Linked DNA regions of Homo sapiens: all the other regions are linked to region 2. A link is a contact called in ENCODE Hi-C or POLR2A ChIA-PET data. All regions are on one chromosome and are shown on one strand. The core of a region is the stretch at or near the end of the contact, and the rest is flanking DNA. Distances in the headings are between cores, read along the strand shown. Region 1 holds the start of TBX6 (T-box transcription factor 6). Region 2 holds the start of FBXL19-AS1 (FBXL19 antisense RNA 1). Region 3 holds the start of ALDOA (aldolase, fructose-bisphosphate A). Region 4 holds the start of CD2BP2-DT (CD2BP2 divergent transcript).

Region 1 (4,163 bases), core at 1,629-4,128, 830 kb after region 2:
GGGCTGGAAATATGTGAGTCACCCACCTCTGACCCCAGGCTAGCCTTTGACCTGACCTTCCAACACCTCCTCCTGACAAGCTGTCACCCTATAGCCTTTCAGATTGCATAGGCCGAGCTCACACAAGTCAGCATCCCTGACCACATTCTCTTTATCTTGCACCTTGCAAGGGGTGTAGAACTTTTCTCTTAACCCATCCCTTCTCTCCCAGGCACTTGGATCCCCATTAGAGAGTTAGGATATAATCAGAGTCACCATTTATGGAATGTTTATGTGCCTTGCACTGTTGTGTGCCTGGCGTCTATTATCTCATTCAATCATTGCAGTGATCCTCTAGGTAGAAGCTATTATTATCTCTACAGAAGAAGACAGGGAGGCCCAGAGATGTTAGGTAACTTGCCCAAGATCACCCAACTGGTAAGTAACAGAATAGGGACCAGAATCTGAGTTGGTTGGTTGGTTTTTTTTTTTCACTCCAAACCCTTGGTCACCAGCTTATATTGTCATTTAGAGTATCAGAAAAATTGCCCCAGACTCTGCAACAACATGGAGCTTGGGTTCACCAGCCTCCCTTTCCATAGTCCTCATTGCCACTGCTGCTGTCCAGGGTCTGATTTCACTACCCTGAGTCTCATTTCCTTATCTCTCAGTGGAAGATAAAGCCACTGCCTAGCACCCAGGATTGTTACAGGGATCAGATTAGATGCTCAGGAAGATGCTCTTGGGACACTGCAAGGGACAGGATTCTTCAGGCGTCGCTTGGAACTGTGGTGCCTCTGTGAGGTGGATGTCCCAGGCAGAGCCAGCCAGCCAGCCCTGACCTGAGCTCGCTGCTGACCCTGCCACAGATTGGCTGTGTGTCTCTGGACAGGTGGCTTGGCCACTCTGGACCTCTACCAAATAAAGAGCTGGCCGGCCAGGCACAGTGGCTCACACCTGTAATCCCAGCACTTTGGGAGGCCGAGGCGGGTGGATCACAAGGTCAGGAGATTGAGACCATCCTGGCTAACACGGTGAAACCCCATCTCTACCAAAAATACAAAAAAAAAAAAAAAAAATCAGCTGGGTGTGGTGGCGGGCGCCTCTAGTCCCAGCTACTCATGAGGTTGAGGCAGGAGAATTGCGTGAACCCAGGAGGCAGAGCCTTGCAGTGAGCGGAGACAGAGCGAGACTCCGTTTCAAAAATAATAATAATTAATAAAGAGCTGGCCTAAACAAGAGGTCAAAAACTCAAGTGCCAGGCTGGGTGTGGTGGCTCACGCCTGTAATCCCAGCACTTTTGGGAGTCTGAGGCAGGTGGATCACCTGAGGTCAGGAGTTCGAGAACAGCCTGACTAACATGGTGAAACCCCATCTCTACTAAAAATACAAAAATTAGCTCGGCGTGGTGGTGGGCGCCTGTAATCCCAGCTACTCGGGGCCAAGGCAGCAGAATCACTTGAACCCGGGAAGCGGAGGTTGCAGTGAGCCGATATCGCGCCGTTGCACTTCCAGCCTGGGCGACAGAGCAAGACTCCCTCTCAAAACCAAACAAACAAAAAAACCTCAAGTGCCTGCAAGGCCAAGCAGATACTGTAGATGTGTAAAGGGTAGCATAGATTGGCAGGGTTGGGAGTTGGGGGCAGGCTGGGCAAACTGGAGTGAGCAAGGCCTACTTATATTTTAATACTTTAAAGTTATTTTTATTAAACTGTCTGCTGTCCAAACATAATACATGTTGTAGGCCAAAATGGCCATGAAGCTACCAGTTTGCAAACCCTGAACTGTGAAATCTTTTAGCCACTTCCCTATCTTCTCTGTTGGAGCCATCATTAGTACTTAAAAAAGTACCTTTGAGTCAGGGAGTTCTATTCTACTCTGTGTTTGTGAGAAATACGGCCCTGCCCCTCTGGGCCACAGTTTCCTCATATGTAAAATGGGGCCACTCATGTCCACTTCCCAACCCCAGTGCCTTGTGGTGAGACTGTTGCTCCGGGGATGACGGTCCCGCCCCTCCTTTCAGGAACAGGCCTTTGAGAGCAGCCAGAAGTACAAAGAGGGGAAGTACATCATTGAACTCAACCACATGATCAAAGACAACGGCTGGGACTGACCCCCGCTCCCCCGACGCATGTGGCTCCAGCCCGGCCTGGCCGCCAGGGAGCGCCACTGGCTTCCCGCCACCCGAAGGGAGCTCTGGACCCTCAGAGCCCCTGCAGAGGACGGATCTAGCTCCTGTATATATATTTTATTGCATGCACTGTGACCTTGGGGGGAGAACAGAAGGGGGACGACGCCCCCGCACCTCCTGCGATCTGGCTGGCTTGGATCTCGTTTTTAACCCGTTCCTGCCCCACCTGCCCTATAGTTATGGCCTGTGTTCTGCTCTCCTGGTCCCAGTGCACCGTCTGCTCTGTGAACTCCTCCCACCAGGCCCTTCTTACCCCACGCGTGTCTGTCCCCCTCGTTCTGTAGCGTTTGTACATAATAAAACAATGGAGTGGAGACAGCTCAGGCTCGCGTGTAATCCGGGAAGGGGGAGCTCAAGCGGAGATTTCCGCCCCTATAGACCTGTGCGGTTCTGAGCCCCGGCGGGGCATGGGGTAGGCACAGCCGTCCAAGCTGGGTCTCCGGGAACCGGGACGGTTTCACTGCTGGCGGAGGTCCTGAGCCCACTCTGGCTGCCTACGCCGTGACCTCGGCTGATCTGCGTCTGCTCATCTGCAGCGTTTGGCCGCCGCCTAGGGGCAGCGTCCCAGGGAGGCAACCGCGCCGCCGGCCTCGCAGCCCCCTCGCGGTCGGACTGCAACTCCCAGCGGCCCCCGCGTGGTCCGTCCGGCTCCTTCGGGCGCGCCTCAGCGCTGAGCCTGCCGGGAAGTGTAGTTCCGAGGGTTCCCCAGCGCGGGACCTTCGGGAAACCCTGGCGCGAGGCGTCAGAAGCTGTCGGACTGTGAGCGCCTTCGAACTTTGGAGGCTTGGCTCGGGATGGAGGTTTTTTTAGCATGGGGACCAGGGAGGACTACGGTGCTCGGGACTGGGCTGCGGCCTCCTCGCGGCCCCGAGTGCCCTGTGAAATCAGCTCAGGCCGCGTCCCTCTAGCCTGCACTTTCCCTCTGTTCACGCTGCTTCCCTCCAGGGCCCGGCCTCCAAGTGAAGGGGGGCGGAGGGCGGTCACCTGCCAGAAGGTCTGGGGCGCCAAGGTGTGTCCCGGGACTCTTGGCTCCGTCCAGGTTCCAGGCCCCGCCCCCCAGCTTATCCCTAGCCGGGGCTCCCCACCGTGGGAACGGGGACCAGCTGGCCGGAAGCGCCAAACTGCGTCCCTGTCCGAGCCCTGGGGATCAATCAAGCCGAGGAGTTAATTATGTAATGAGGGGGCAGGGGGTCGAGGCTAATGAAGCCTCCCGGGGTGGGGAGGGAGGGGAGGAGGGGACCGTACCCAGGTATCCGACCCCCTCTCGGACCCCTTCGAGGCCCCAGGGGTCTCCACCCCAGCCCAACTCCAGGGCCCCAAAGAGGGGAGGGGCTGTGATCCTGGATCTGGAAGGGGCTGAGCTGTGAGCTATAAAGGGGGCATCTCGCAGCACCGGGGGCCCTAAGCAGCGAGACCTGAGGCCAGACGGAACTACAACATGTACCATCCACGAGAATTGTACCCGTCCCTGGGGGCCGGCTACCGCCTGGGGCCCGCCCAACCTGGGGCCGACTCCAGCTTCCCACCCGCCCTAGCGGAGGGCTACCGCTACCCCGGTGAGCGTTGGGACCAGCTCCTGGGTAGGAGAATAGGGGGGCTGTGGCCCTCGGCTGGCTCCTCATTCTTCCCCGGCTTCCAGAACTGGACACCCCTAAACTGGATTGCTTCCTCTCCGGGATGGAGGCTGCTCCCCGCACCCTGGCCGCGCACCCACCTCTGCCCCTTCTGCCCCCTGCCATGGGCACTGAGCCGGCCCCATCAGCTCCAGAGGCCCTCCATTCCCTCCCGGGGGTCAGCCTGAGCCTGGAGAACCGGGAGCTATGGAAGGAGTTCAGCTCTGTGGGAACAGAAATGATCATCACCAAAGCTGGGAGGTGAGGGGCTGGCCAGGGTCCGTGTTTCTGGTGGGGGTCTCTTGGGAAAGGCAGAGTCCCTGGGGAGGGGGCTAGGACTGGGTGGTTCCCGAGGGGCTAGAGCTCTGCCTAGGCCTAGA
Region 2 (4,045 bases), core at 1,236-3,735:
GGGGGCGTCAGCAACGCCGAGGGCTGTAGGTGGATGGTGGCAGGGTCAGATGGGCCCACTGGGGCCCTGGCCTGGGAGACCCCTGACAGGTCCCTCCACCTACAGGCAGCTAGAGCCTGCCCTCTTCCTCAGGGGGACAAGGAGGTCACCCCCTTCTGTGTATCTGGGGGCCAATCCTCTACTCAAGGCCTGTCTCCCTGCAGCAGCTCAAGAGGAGCCCAAGAACTGCTTCCTGGCCTCGCTCCTCTACCGCCTCCTCAGGGTCCCTTCCCTAGCCCAGGGAGCAGGAGGGGACACCGAGGCCCTCTCCTCTGCCATCCCCACACCGGAGCTCCTTGGAAAGGCCAGGCACTCCTTGTCCGTGGTGTTAGCTTGGAGAGATCCCAACTCTTCCCCTGTTATCCGAGTGTAGAATATCCCAGGCTCTCCCCAACCTCAATCTGGGGTAAACTGCCCAGATTCACCTCCCAGATACCCAGAGATTCCTAGACGGAAGCTCCGGACTTTTCCTCCCCCCCGCCCCACCAACCTTTTCATCCACAGCAGCCATCCAATCTCTCTTCCCCTCAACCCAGTTATCCTCACCAGATCCAGCGAGATCCTTGCCCCCAAGTCCCTAACGATCTCCTCTGCCCACTAACTCCCCAGAGCTCTGACAGCCCTGGAGATGCTTCTTCAGAGACCCTTCTCAGCCCAAGATCTCAGCCCCTCTTGTTCCCCACAGGGTTCCCTCCTCCAGGACACCCTCCTCTTGGATCCCTCAGGTCCACCTGGGCAATCTCCCAAATTCCTTGGGATTCTAGAATCCAGCCTGACATCTTCCCAGAACTGAGGATGGGCTCAGTCCTAGGACCCCCAGCTTCCCGGGCTGCTTTCATCCCTAATCATCTAGAATCCCTTGGGCTCCCCCTCCCATGGAAACCAGATCCTCCAAGATCCCATGTGGAATTAGAAGCCTGGAGGGTCTCTTCCCAGTCAGTCTTACCCCAGATTCCCCCTTTCCGGGGACTTTCATACCCATCCATGGGGCTAAGGGGCCCTCCAGCGCTCCAGGGGAGGGGCCTGGAGGGCGGCGACTGCAGGCGGGGGTGGGGGCTTTCAAGGGGAAGCAGGGTCTAGGAAGGAGGGCCAGTTCCCCAGGGTGGAGAGGTCATAGGAAGGAGGGCTGGAGATGAGTTTGGAGTAGAGAGAGGGTGAGGCTGGGGGCGGGGAAGGTAGAGAGAGGCCGGGCTGAGGATGAATGGGAGTGGGCGCTGCCCAGGTCTGGGGGTGAGGAGGAGCCGCATGAACCCACCTCACACGTGTCCCGGGAGCCATCTCTCCCTTCTCGGCAGCTCCCGGCGGGTCGGCGGCCATCGGCGGCGGGGGGGCCGGGCGGCGCGGGGCGCGGAACGCTCAGAACGCCGGGGTCCACGGCCCCCCGAGGGCGCTCGGCCCCTCCCTCCGGCGGAGGCCGGGACGGCGGCGAGTGGAGATGGGGGGCGCCGGGGGCGAGGCCCTCCCACGGGCTGCGGCGCGGCCCTTCCAGGGGGAGGTCCTGCTCTGGGAGGCTCAGTCCCTCAGCCCCCCCAGGCCAACGGGGGCTCCTTGGGCGCAGGGTGCTCAGCTTCTGCCCGGGGCCCACTCAGTCCCGGGTCCGAGTCCCAGCTCCCCTCCCCCCACCCCGCCCCGCCTCTCCCCAGCGCCCCTGGCCCTTTAACTGGCCCCTTCCCGGACCCCACTGCCCAGGGGTCCAGTGCCAGGCCTGGGCCCCCCCCACCGTTTCCGGGGTTCAAGCCCGCCCACCGCCGGTTCCCGGGGAGGGGGGGGTCGCTGTAACCTGCCCCCCTCCCCTGGGCCCGCCCCTGGACTGCGACCCCCTGCCCTACGGCTGCGAGGCGAGCGGAGGGGGAGGTGAAGGAAGCTGCTCCGGCCCCGCCCCCCCCAGCCCGCGCGCACCCCCGACCTCTCCCCCTCCCCCAAGCGCGCGACCCTCGGGAGATAGGGATTTAAATAAAATTTGAATAAATCCCCCTCCTCAAGCGGGAGGGTGGAAGGAAAGGATAGAGGGGGAGAGGGAAAGGGGAAGGGGGCAGTTGGGGTGTCTCAGCCCCCCTGGTCCCCCAGCCCCGCGCTGCTACGGCCCGGGGCCCTGGCCGCCTCTCTCATCCCTCCTCAGCTCCTTCCTCCTTCCTCCTCTCTTCCCCCCTCCCCTCCCCTCCCTCCTCCTTCCCTCCTCCTCCTCCTCCTCCCCCTCTTTACTCCCTCCTTCTCCCAGAGGAACCCCGCCCCCTTCCCCCTCCTTCCTCCACCACCTCCACTTTCCAGGACGAACGCACGCAGGGCTCGACGGGAGTTGTAGTCCTGCGGCCACTGATGCTACGGGGGAACAATAGGACGCTGGGGACAGCGGGAACTACAAACAGGACGGCGGAGGGCGTGCCCAGCCGGGAGCCGAGGATGCCGGGAGTTAGAGTCCCGTTGCCCCGAGGCTCCCAGTTGCAGAACATCGAGAAGGAGAGGGAACGATGACTACAAACAAGATGGCCTTCTCCCCCGACCCGACCTCCTTCCCAGGCACTCACACGCCCTCCTGTCCACAACCCTCCGCGTGTGTGGTACCTGACGGGAGTCGCAGTCCATCTGCTGCCTTCCCGCTGCCATTTCTACTCGTCAGGAACAATGGAAAGGTGAAAAGGAAAGAGGACTACAAGCAAGATGGCGGAAGAGGGACATACACCTGACTAGTAGTCGATCTTACGAGGTGCGATGGGATTAGTAGTTTTATAGCCTTCCAGTGTTCCTTAAGAATGGCGGAACCAGGAGGACGAGGAGACTACCGTAAAGATGGCAGGCTACCTAGCCTCTCCCGGTCTCCGCTTTCCACCACCTTGGGCACCTCGCCCGCCTGTGGTCTCGAAATCCCCCCCACCAGTGGCGCACGGCCTGACGGGAGTTGCAGTCTCCCGGCTCCCGTCTATCATCTCAAGTCGAGACAATGGAAGGGGATGGGGCGGGGCCACCGGCAAAGATGGCGGCTGCAGGGCCGGGGCGACTGCGACATGGGATGTGTAGTCCAGGCGTCTGGCCTCTTCCCTGCGGAAATGAGGGAGAGGACTACGAAAAAGATGGCGACCTCGCCCCTCGACCTCTGCGCCGGTGCCTGCTGGGAAATGTAGTTCCTTGCCGAGTCCAACAGAGAAAGGACGTCGCTGTTGAAATGTGAATCCCGGCGGACACGCCAAATTGCGAGGCGACGGAAACGGAAAGACTCTTTTCTCCTCTCTCCGCCACCGGCTTCTGAACAGCCTGGCGGGAAATGTAGTCCCAAGCTTTCACTCGCGAGTGGAGGGGAAGGATTTATGTCACCAGTGGGGATCAGTGCGGGTGGGGGAGAAAAACGTCGGGCGATCCGGGAATAAAGAATGTCCGCCTCTCCATGGGGCGAGGACTTCGCGTTTCAGGGGAGGGCCCTTAAAGGAAGGCAGCAGGAATCAGTCTTGTCGAACAGGGGGGCGTGGTTCTCGTCGAGAGTGCATTCACACTCTTGTTCCCTAGAAAGCCTGGGCACCTCCCACTCGATTCCTGCTCCTCAGACCTCCGGGAATCAGTGTCTTACAAGACGTGCGGGCTCCGGGGAAAAGGACCTGGAGTCACAGCGAATCCCCGCCCCGCCCCGGGAAGCCACCAAACCTTGCTTTTTCTCATCTGCAAAATGGGGACAATGGGGATAATGATCCCCACCTCGAAGCACAGTTGTGAGTGTTAAACAAGCCAATGTTCTTGTCACCAAAGTGCCCAACTCTGGCACGGGGCACGCGGTGGTAGATCCCTTTCTAAGGTCCCTTCCAGCCCAGCCGTTCTGGGAGCCCAGGAATCCATGATGCCGGACAGAGTTCGCTCCTGTGAGAAGAAAACTGACCCGCAGGCTCCTCCCAGATTGAACCGACCCCCGCCCCTCCTCATCGGGGTCCTCCAGCGTCTGTTACCGAGCACTGCTCCCAGGGGGCGCTCAATCTCCATTCGACTGAGGTACTACAAACACGATTTCCGCAACCTGGAGTTG
Region 3 (4,619 bases), core at 534-3,033, 860 kb after region 2:
GGTCGTCAGCTGTCAGCAGCAGCTGGCGGTAGAAGCGCCGGTTCTCCTCGGTGTTCTCGGTGCCAATGGACTGCAGCCGCTTGGCAATGCTCCCTGGGAGTGTCACATGGGAATTAGGGGATCAGCCTGCCACTCCCAACCCTGCACCCTCCACCCATTCTGTCTCCTGCCCGCACCAGTGGACTCATCTGCAGCCAGGATGCCCTTGCCAGGTGCCACGATGCGGTGAGCGATGTCAGACAGCTCCTTCTTCTGCTCCGGGGTCAGTGCTGGATATTGGTAGGGCATGGTGCTGGTAGTAGCAAGTTCCTGGATACAGGAAACAGAGGGGAAGGACTAGTTAGCTAGGGTTTCCCATCATCTCCCGATGACCAGGGCCCCTCTCCTGGAGGTCAGGGAAATGTTCCCTACCTCCCCTGCCCCACACCCAGCAGGCCCTGGGGCACTTCTGGTCCCCAGCTCTCTCTTACGCCCAACTTCCCTTTGCTAGGCCTGCCCCTGTACCTTTCCTAACTCTGTCTGGTGCTGGGTGTTGCCCAGCTGAGGGTGGAGTTGCCCACTGGCAACTGGGGGAAAGGAAAAGGCCATAGCCATGGACAGGTGGGTCATGTTGAAGCTGGACCCTTCTGGCTTGCGCCTTGCCATGGGGTCACCTTGCCTGAAAACAAAACCGAACCGGAGTATTTTAGAATGTAAAGATCGTGAATCAAGCAGAGGGCCCAACACCCTCGTGGGAAAGGGCCCAGATATGGGAAAGGTCTGTGCTTCAAGCCACACAGCAACCCCGGAGCCAGATCTGAGATTAGAACCCAGCTCTTCTGACTGCCACTGGGGTGTTCCTTCCAATCCCCTCAAGATCCCAGGGCTGGCCCGGGCTCCAAGGCTTCAAGGACATCCCAAGGTCAGGCTTTTCCCCACAAGGGAGGGGGCGGGTGGTAGGAAAGGGGCATTAGGAAAAATATAAGAGAGCAAGGAGAAGCCCAGGAAAGGGCGGCGGAACAAGCCCTAGCCCGAGGCGAGGAAAGCGGTAAGCTTTGCCATCGTCACTGTTCCTACGGGGCAAGAACGTGGAGGAGCAAGCGCCTTCCCCTGAAAAATGCTCCCGTCGCTTCGCATGGCTGCAGCTGTTCCGGGCTCAGAATCAAGGTCGCCCGATAAGGAGAGACAGGGAAAGTGTTAAGGGGGCATCAAGCACCGCGGAGGGGTTTCCCTCCTCGCGAAGGGCGCCCCGTTTCCCAGGACAGAAACCAAGCTCCCACTTGCGAGAACCCTGGGGCTGTACATGGGCCGGCCCCCACCCCTCACTGCCTCTTAGGATCCCCGCCAGGGCTAAGGGGCCCTAATCCTTTGCCACAGGGGTCCCTGCAAGAAAAGGGGGAGAATGGTCCTTCATCTCGTCCGGCTTCCTCCCCCGCCATGACTCAGCGCGCGCAGCCGCTGCATTGCGCAGTTAGAGGACCTCAGGCTGGAGGGGCCGGGGAGCCTGTGTGTGCCTGGTAGTGGGGAGACGCTGGCATGGGATGGGGGAGGCCTCCACGCGGACGCCCAACCCGCCACTGCCCCCAAGATCCCTCTCCACGGTCCCTGGTCCCCGCACGTGAAGAGGGGCGCTCACCTGGCACAGGAGAGGGGCGGGTGTGCAGGGTGCGGCGGCAGAGGGCGGCGGGCTGGCGAGTGGATTCAAGGAGAGAACGCGGGACTCGTCACCAGGACCCCTTCTGCGGCGCGTTCCGAGAGGAACGCAGCCGATTTAGCCTCGGAAGGGGCGGCGCAGGAGGCGGGCAGGCGGAAGGCGGCGCCCGGCCTTTTAAAGGCACCACTCCGCCCTCCGCCGAGCTTTTTCCTTTACGAGGAGCGGGCGGCGTCCAATGGCAGGCGACGGACTGGGCTACGGGCCGCCCCCGAGAGGCGCAGCCCAGAGGCCGCGCTAGGAAGGGGCGGGCGCCGAGAACACGATCCCTCCCCACCCCCCTCGGACGTGACTCGGACCACATCCCGCGGGTCGCTAGGGCCCTCCCTTCTGCTCCTTTCCCCCAGCCTGGCGCGCTCTGGGGCGCCGTGACTCAGCCAGAATGTTGGCAATGGGGGAGGGCGGAACGGGGAAGTGGAGGACGCGGATGGAAAAGTCGGAAACGAAGGAAGCTGAGTTTCGCCTCCCAGGCCCAGCGCGCGCGGCCCGGGGCCGCCCCAGCTTCCGGTCTTCGCGGCTGCAGCGCGTGTCACCATAGGGGCCACATCGCGCAGTCGTGCGTTAGCCTGCCTCGCCCGCGGGCTGAATCGGCGCGGAGCCGACACCCTGTCACTGGCCCAGGCGTAAGGGAGGCGGAGGAAAGGGCATCGAGAGGACACGCAGGGAGCGCGAGAAGGCGGCGGAACTAGCGGCGCGCGGAGGCGAGACCTCCCCATCCGAGTTCCAGGCTGGCAGGCCGGGCTGGGTCGCGCATGCGTGCGCGCTCTCCGCCGGGCCGCCGCAGCCAGGCTGGTAGTCCTCTGCGCCACAGAAAACCAGAATGCGCGGCTATGCACCGGCCGCTGCTCGGCCTCTGGCATGCGGGGTCACAGTTCCTGCCAAACGTCTTCCTTGAGCCTGACTTCCTTCTCCAAAAGAAAATCCGTCCCCGAACTGATCTGCCTCCCAGATGCTGAGCCCCCTGCTCCTATCGTCCAAATCTCCCCTCCTCACCTGGACCCCATCTGGACCCTGTTGGCCCAACCCCAACCCCATCCCCACCCCGGCCCGGTCCTGCAAGGGGCCCACCTGCGGCGAGGCCGAAGGAGCCGGCAGAGCCTGGTCAGCAGCGAGTGAGCTAGGGGTTCCCGGGCTGGTTATAAGGCAGCTCCTGCCCGCCCCACATGTGTCCCCGATCTTCTCTAATGACCCCTGCCCTTTTCCCGCCACGGATCCTCTGGCAGGGACCTATATTTAGGGAAACCTGAAGCCCCTGACATTCACACTATCGTGGGGCCCGGCATGGGGGAAGGGGGAGGAAGACTTGGGTCGGCCCTATTGATGGGGAGGGAGCCCCTGCCCACTCACCGGTGCTTCAGAGGAAATTCTTCCTTGGAAATCCAGACGGAGGCCCTTGGTTGTCAAGAGAAATAAATCTTTGGCCAGGGACCTGTGGGAAGGAAAGGGGTGAGGGGACTCGGATCACGTGGCCTCCCTGCCACCCTCCCTGGCTCCTTCTCTAATCTCCCTCCTCCCTTGACTCCCTGCGGTGATGGTGGCTGTTCTGATTCTCTGGAGCCCTGGTTTTTTTTAAGAAGGAGAGTAGATACTGGCACTACACTCACCTCCTAAAATAACGGAGAGTCCGTGGACGGAGTGTGGTTGAGGCACCCCTGCGTACCCGGTACTCAAGGGCCAGACTCCTCCTATAACACTTGTGTGTGGTGAGCAGCGCCACCCCCCTGCCCAACTTCAAATAGAATCGTTGACGTGTGGAGGGGAAGGGAAGCCAGGGCACCTGCCCGAGCACTAGCCCCTCTCTTTTCTGGCCCTCCAGAGGAGCTGCCGTCCAGCCGGCCAAGAGTCCTGCCCTGCAGGGAGCCAGGCCCTGCGCTGCCACTTCCAGTTCCCAGGCCTGGGTGCTCGGCAGGCCATCTGTGGTTCCAGTGGCGTGGGGAAAGGCTCTTCAGGGAGGAGGGCACATGGGCCCTGGGGGCTGGCCGCTCCCCAGAGGGCAGGGGCCCTGGGTCCTCATCGGAGCTTGATCTCGAAGCAGAGACAGTTGAGGCTCTGGCAGTCGGGGAGCTGGCACGTACAGGCACAGTCGCAGAGTGGGCAGCAGCGGGGGCAGCGAGGTGCCCAGTCCTGAGGGAGGAGAGAGAGGGTTGAGGGAGGTGGGATGGGGCCACGTCTGTTGCTCTCTAAGGGGAGAAGGGAACAGAGAGGCCTGGGAAATCTCACTTGCCCAGTGGAACAGAGGGTACTGTCCATCATTCCCAGGAACAGTGCAATTCCCTGTGCTGTTGAAAAATCAGCAGTGAGTCCTTGTTCTGAACAACTGAGTTCAGAAGCTAGAAGCAATGATTCAGGGTTCTCTCCTTCCCATTTTATGGGTGAGGAGACTGAGGACCAGAGAGCAACTGGCCCTGGGTCCCGTGCTAGAATTTGGGCCTCCCGGTGTCAAGCTCAAAAGATGGTTCTGCTACAGTCCCGGGGTCTGTGCAGTTGAGGCAGTAGACAGAGAAAGCACACACATTTTTCTGTCCATCATGAAAATGACTTGTGGGCTTTATGGACTTCTTCAGCATGAGACCAAAATAGAGGGTCTCATTCACCATTTTTGAGCATCTACTCTGTGCAACGAACAGACCGCATTCATGAATGATTTTAAAAATCTTTACAGGTATCTTTGAAAATGGCAATTTACCTATTTTTAATTTTTTTTTTTTTTTTGAGACAGGGTCTCACTCTGTTGCCCAGGGTGGAGTGCAATGGTGCGATCTTGGCTCACTGCAACCTCCACCTCCTGGGTTCAAGTAGTTCTGCCTCAGCCTTCTGAGTAGCTGAACTACAGGCGTGAGCCACCACACCCAGCTAATTTTTGTATTTGTAGTAGAGATGGGGGTTTCACCATGTTGGTCAGGCTGGTCTCGGAACTCCTGGCCTCAGA
Region 4 (4,319 bases), core at 1,367-3,866, 570 kb after region 2:
TCAAGGCCGGAAGCTTTCGCTGCGTCGAAAGGCAGATGGGCCCCCAGGCCCCCATGATGGTGGGGACAGGCCCTCAGCCGAGGCCCGGCAGGACGCTTACTTCTGACCTCTGCCCTGGGGCTGGACTGCATGGCCCCCCTCTTTCCCTCAGCCAAGAACAGGCCTGGCCCAAGGTGCCACCCCCTAGCACCTTGTCAGGCTGTCCCTTGCTGGGGAAAGTGGCTTGGTTCCCCATCTCCTCGCCAGCTGCTGATCCCTACACGGGCAGGACAGATGGGCAGCTGCAAATGAGTCTGGAGCCTCTCATCTCCCATGAGGCTCAGCTGGGGTCTCTGTCGCTCCTGCCCCAGTTCCCTCTGGGTCCCCTCCTAGGTGCTGTCCTGAATGGCCCGTTGTCATCCCAGGGGTGACTCCTGGTGATGGGAGTCAGCAGTTTCAGATTCTTACACTCCATAGCTCCCCTTACCATGAGGTGGAGCTGGCTTCCTTTTCCCTGTCTTCAGCCCTCCCTGTCTCCCCCACTTCCTGGCCAGGGCTCTCATTCTGGACCTGTGTTGTAATTGTGTACAGAGGATGGCGTTGGCCTGGGGTGGGGGTGCTCGCTTTGTCTTCTGTCCTTTGGTTCTCCTTCCATAATGCTCCTGTACCCAGTTTATTTAAGGGGACATGCACTGGAATAGGAAATGTCCCCCATCTCCCTTCCTGCACCCTGCTGTGCTCCCTCCAAACCCACCTTGCTCTGTGTTCTCAGGCCCCCCTGCTTTTGTCTCACCAGGACCCATACCTTTCACCTTGTTCCCTTCCACCCCTCCAGTTAGTCCCTATCTGGGTAAGGGTCTTCCCTTGAGCTCCAGGGGGTGGAACCCAATGTTTACATTCTCTTCTGTCTCTGCCCCCACCCCATGCAGCGCTTTGAGGAATTGGAAAAGAACCTGCTGTTGTACCTGGGCCTGTTTTCTGCCTTGTTATTTGATGAGGGGGGGATGGGGTAAGGACGAGGGAGGGAGGGACAGAGCCAGGACCTGGGTCTCTGTTGAAGCAGTCTGCTGTCTTGGCAAGTAGGTACCTCTTAGCTTTGGGTCCATCTCTCAGTCACTCATCAGACACTGGTTGAGCTCCTGCTCCATCTTTGCCTGGGATCTGCTGTCTCCATTGTCACTGGCTGCCTGGAGCTCTCTATGTACCACGTGCAGCACCCGGATCTCCTTCCCAAAGTGCTCATGCAACTCCTGGAAGCTGGAGGGGGTACTCACAGTGGCTAGAAAGCCACTGTCCTCTGGGGATGAGATGGGTTCTTGGCCAGTTGCCTGGCACAGCTCCCAGTATTGGGTTTTGGTGGGGGGGGAGGGGGGACAGCAGCCCAGCCAGCCGCCTCCAGCTCGCGCCAGCCAGTGCCCACAGCCAAGTCTCCAGCTCTTCCTGGGTTTCTGCAGCCAGCTTGTAGGCCCGCCCACCTGTGCCCTCCACCCCAGGGGTCAGGATGGTAAAGGCATAGGGTTCTGCAGCCTTAAGGTGTGGTTCCACCTGGCAGTTCTCTAACAGGATGAGGCTCAGGGGTGCATGGTCGGTCTAGTGTTCTAGGTAGAAGAGGAGGTTTCCTCGGAGGATGAACCATCGGCGCTGGTAGCTGAGGTTTCGGGTCCCCTTCTTTAGCAGAATGCCTTCCTGGTCTGGGGCCTGTGTTCTGTAACCATGGAAGAAACTGAGCACGGACTTTCTGTGCAGTTTTCATCGTGATCCAATATGGGAGGAAACCCCTAGGGAGAGAGAAGTGGCCCATCTAGTTGCCTGGGGGAAGAGTAGGGGAACTCTCATGCTGTCCTCGTCTGGCTTCAGCACGTGCTGCCTGCGCACAGTCTTGGCTTAGGGGGATGCAGGCTCCGAGTGTCAAGAGCTAGGGGTCCCAGCACAGGGGCTGATCCCCGCTACCTCCCCAATTCCCCCTTCTGCTTGGGCCACATTCCGCTACCTGGGCAGGAGTTGCTAGGCCCTGTTTGCTCAGGGGGGCTTCATGCTGCAGAGAGGCACTGTTGCCCTTTTCCAGGCCTACCTGAGAGCAGGGCACAAGGGGCTTCTGGCCTGAGTACTGGCGCCAATGCCACCTCTCCAGTGATGGCTCTCCCACCTCAGAAACCAGGAACTCGCCCAGGGTATGGGCGTGGGACAAATTATTTCCCCTGGGTCCTAAAGGGAGGTGTGTTCAGAAAGTGCCCGGAGAGCCGTCCAGGGGCCCCAGGCTGGCCATCGGGAGAGTCAGGCTTCCCCTCGGAGAGGCAAGGCTGCACCTCTCAGGCTAGGAGGGCTGACCACTGGACCATAGGAATGGGAAGGCAGGATTTCTAACGAGACGGTAGGGGCGCTGAGCCCTTAGCCCTGGGGGAAGGGTGACTTGAACCCAGGACAGGAAAACGGAGCAGCAACCCACTGACCCTGCTCGGACTTTGCCCCTCCATCCTGACCCTGGGCGGCCCTTTAAGCAGATGCGCTCCAGTTTTTCTCCAGAGCCTCTACTGCTTGAATGACGGACTCGAAGCTACTTCCGGCCATTTCTCACGCCCAGTCAGAGTCCAGGAATTCTTAGGTTCCCTCTTCTCACCATTGTCCTCCCACGTGACTGACGTCACTTCTGGCGGGAGAGAGGGTGGAGGCGTCTTCGCTCGCTTATCGCATACTTCCGCCCGCTCTTCCAGTTAGTTCCCTAACCCGAGTGAAGCCACTTCCGGGCTTCCCGGGCGCCTTCCGCAGTCCTCTTCCGGGTGATGGCGGCCGGGTGCCCCGGATGTAGCCCTGGCGCAAGCATCTCTTCTTTTTTCCACCTCGCCTTCCGCGGATTCCCAGGTGAGTGCGCGAGGGTGGGACCGCCCGAATCCCCGTGGCCCTCTAAGTTGTACACAGCCCGGGACAGTTGGGGCTCACCACACGGAATTGGGAGTTCGGAGCAGGGAGGAACGGGGTGGCGAGAGCGCCAGGTCCTGGGTCTGCCGGGGCCCGGCGAGCTCCGAGAGAGCCAGGGTAGAGAGCGGGGGTCAGCCCGTGGAGCCGGTGGCGCGCAGACTGCGGGGGCTGGAGTTGGGGGCGGTCACGTGGTGAAGCCTGTCTCCTTTCAGCCAGGGTCGGGGGATCCAGAGGGTCCGCTCCTCCGTCCCCGCCCCGTTTAACTCGCGGATGCTAGACCCAAGTCCTGGAGGCCTCCTGGCTGCCAGCTTCCTTTCGGCCCCTGCTTTTGTGCTCCCTCCGCTCCCAAACTGTACCTGTCACAGACCAGGAAAAATGTTTGCTGTGCTGCGTCTGTTGGCGAGTCCCCTCCTCACCCGGTTCCCTTCCTCTGCATCCTTTCCTCAGCTTGAGAAACACCTCTTTGCCCCGTCATGCCAAAGAGGAAAGTGACCTTCCAAGGCGTGGGAGATGAGGAGGATGAGGATGAAATCATTGTCCCCAAGAAGAAGGTGAGGGGGCCAGACTGCTTTGTGTGGGGGAAAGAGGAGCTAGAAGCCTGAAGAGGAAGAAAGCTGGCGGGAGAGGGGCGGGGCGGGCAGGCAGAGAAAAGCCTAGTTTTTTCAGGTTCTCTGAGGAATGGGTTGGGAGCGTCTTTAGTGTGGCTCCTGAAATATTTGGGGAAGTAGTCGAGATCCTGAAATATTTGGGGAATATTTGGGTCCAGATCCGGAAGTATTTGGGGAGGTAGCCAGTAACCTGCATTTCTCAACTTTCTGGCTCCTGCTCACAGCTGGTGGACCCTGTGGCTGGGTCAGGGGGTCCTGGGAGCCGCTTTAAAGGCAAACACTCTTTGGATAGCGATGAGGAGGAGGATGATGATGATGGGGGGTCCAGCAAATATGACATCTTGGCCTCAGAGGATGTAGAAGGTAAGCTGTACCCAAGAATACACTCTGCTGGAAAAACAAGTAGGGGCCTCTGGTGGTGTGGAGCGAGGGAGGCTCCGGTCTCTTTTTTCCATGCCTGGAAAAGGGCACCTGTGTCTTTGGTGCAGGTCAGGAGGCAGCCACACTCCCCAGCGAGGGGGGTGTTCGGATCACACCCTTTAACCTGCAGGAGGAGATGGAGGAAGGCCACTTTGATGCCGATGGCAACTACTTCCTGAACCGGGATGCTCAGATCCGAGACAGCTGGCTGGACAACATTGACTGGGTGCGGCCCAGGGGCTGGCGTGGCTGGGGCCTGGGAGTGGCAGATGCTGGGCCTGCTCCCGTGGCAGTTGGTGGGAAATCACTCCATCTTCCCATTACAGGTGAAGATCCGGGAGCGGCCACCTGGCCAGCGCCAGGCCTCAGACTCGGAGGAGGAGGACAGCTTGGGCC

Evidence for each region. A loop is a pair of places that touch in the nucleus more often than their neighbours do. ChIA-PET counts read pairs that join two places held with the same protein, here RNA polymerase II (POLR2A). Pooled maps may share reads with other maps.
Region 1: a map of B cell shows a loop between it and region 2 (27-fold over the local background). The contact joins the promoter of TBX6 here to the promoter of FBXL19-AS1 in region 2. A Hi-C loop is called at or near these places in 1 of 168 maps with a recorded cell type or tissue (B cell), 1 of 37 single-sample maps with no recorded cell type and 6 of 50 pooled maps. POLR2A ChIA-PET finds 5 or more read pairs at or near these places in 1 of 52 experiments (HEK293).
Region 3: a map of CD8-positive, alpha-beta T cell shows a loop between it and region 2 (4-fold over the local background). The contact joins the promoter of ALDOA here to the promoter of FBXL19-AS1 in region 2. A Hi-C loop is called at or near these places in 2 of 168 maps with a recorded cell type or tissue (CD8-positive, alpha-beta T cell and naive thymus-derived CD4-positive, alpha-beta T cell), 1 of 37 single-sample maps with no recorded cell type and 8 of 50 pooled maps.
Region 4: a loop to region 2 is called in a map of CD8-positive, alpha-beta T cell, with 3 times the contacts of the local background. The contact joins the promoter of CD2BP2-DT here to the promoter of FBXL19-AS1 in region 2. A Hi-C loop is called at or near these places in 1 of 168 maps with a recorded cell type or tissue (CD8-positive, alpha-beta T cell) and 8 of 50 pooled maps. POLR2A ChIA-PET finds 5 or more read pairs at or near these places in 1 of 52 experiments (HepG2).

Annotation. Positions count from the first base shown.
Region 1 is chr16:30,090,639-30,094,801 of GRCh38, reverse strand. TBX6 (T-box transcription factor 6) reads left to right here and starts at 2,878. Exons shown (of 9, transcript NM_004608.4): 1 at 2,878-2,929; 2 at 3,561-3,726; 3 at 3,810-4,044. The coding sequence starts at 3,609. It overlaps YPEL3 (yippee like 3), which reads left to right. Exons shown (of 4, transcript NM_031477.5): 3 at 1-13; 4 at 2,003-2,488. The coding sequence ends at 2,092. RefSeq lists enhancers at 2,219-2,408, 3,541-4,163 and a silencer at 2,629-2,888.
Region 2 is chr16:30,921,709-30,925,753 of GRCh38, reverse strand. It overlaps FBXL19-AS1 (FBXL19 antisense RNA 1), which reads left to right and starts at 2,485. Exons shown (of 1, transcript NR_024348.1): 1 at 2,485-4,045. FBXL19 (F-box and leucine rich repeat protein 19) reads right to left here and starts at 2,182. Exons shown (of 11, transcript NM_001382779.1): 1 at 1,295-2,182; 2 at 1-23. RefSeq lists enhancers at 2,264-2,423, 2,464-2,553, 2,176-3,143, 2,584-3,403, 3,144-4,045.
Region 3 is chr16:30,062,924-30,067,542 of GRCh38, reverse strand. ALDOA (aldolase, fructose-bisphosphate A) reads right to left here and starts at 1,783. Exons shown (of 10, transcript NM_001243177.4): 1 at 1,616-1,783; 2 at 505-658; 3 at 177-309; 4 at 1-93. The coding sequence starts at 645. LOC112694756 (uncharaterized LOC112694756) reads right to left here. Exons shown (of 14, transcript NM_001365304.2): 5 at 3,295-3,814; 6 at 3,038-3,119; 7 at 177-309; 8 at 1-93. The coding sequence ends at 3,701. RefSeq lists silencers at 1,466-1,645, 1,686-1,955 and an enhancer at 1,952-2,732.
Region 4 is chr16:30,353,731-30,358,049 of GRCh38, reverse strand. CD2BP2-DT (CD2BP2 divergent transcript) reads right to left here and starts at 2,616. Exons shown (of 2, transcript NR_184233.1): 1 at 2,430-2,616; 2 at 1-1,757. It overlaps CD2BP2 (CD2 cytoplasmic tail binding protein 2), which reads left to right and starts at 2,742. Exons shown (of 7, transcript NM_006110.3): 1 at 2,742-2,838; 2 at 3,343-3,446; 3 at 3,728-3,866; 4 at 3,992-4,149; 5 at 4,250-4,319. The coding sequence starts at 3,369. TBC1D10B (TBC1 domain family member 10B) reads left to right here. Exons shown (of 9, transcript NM_015527.4): 9 at 1-948. The coding sequence ends at 106. RefSeq lists enhancers at 2,571-2,630, 2,711-2,770, 1,825-2,776, 2,508-2,802, 2,493-3,692 and 1 more.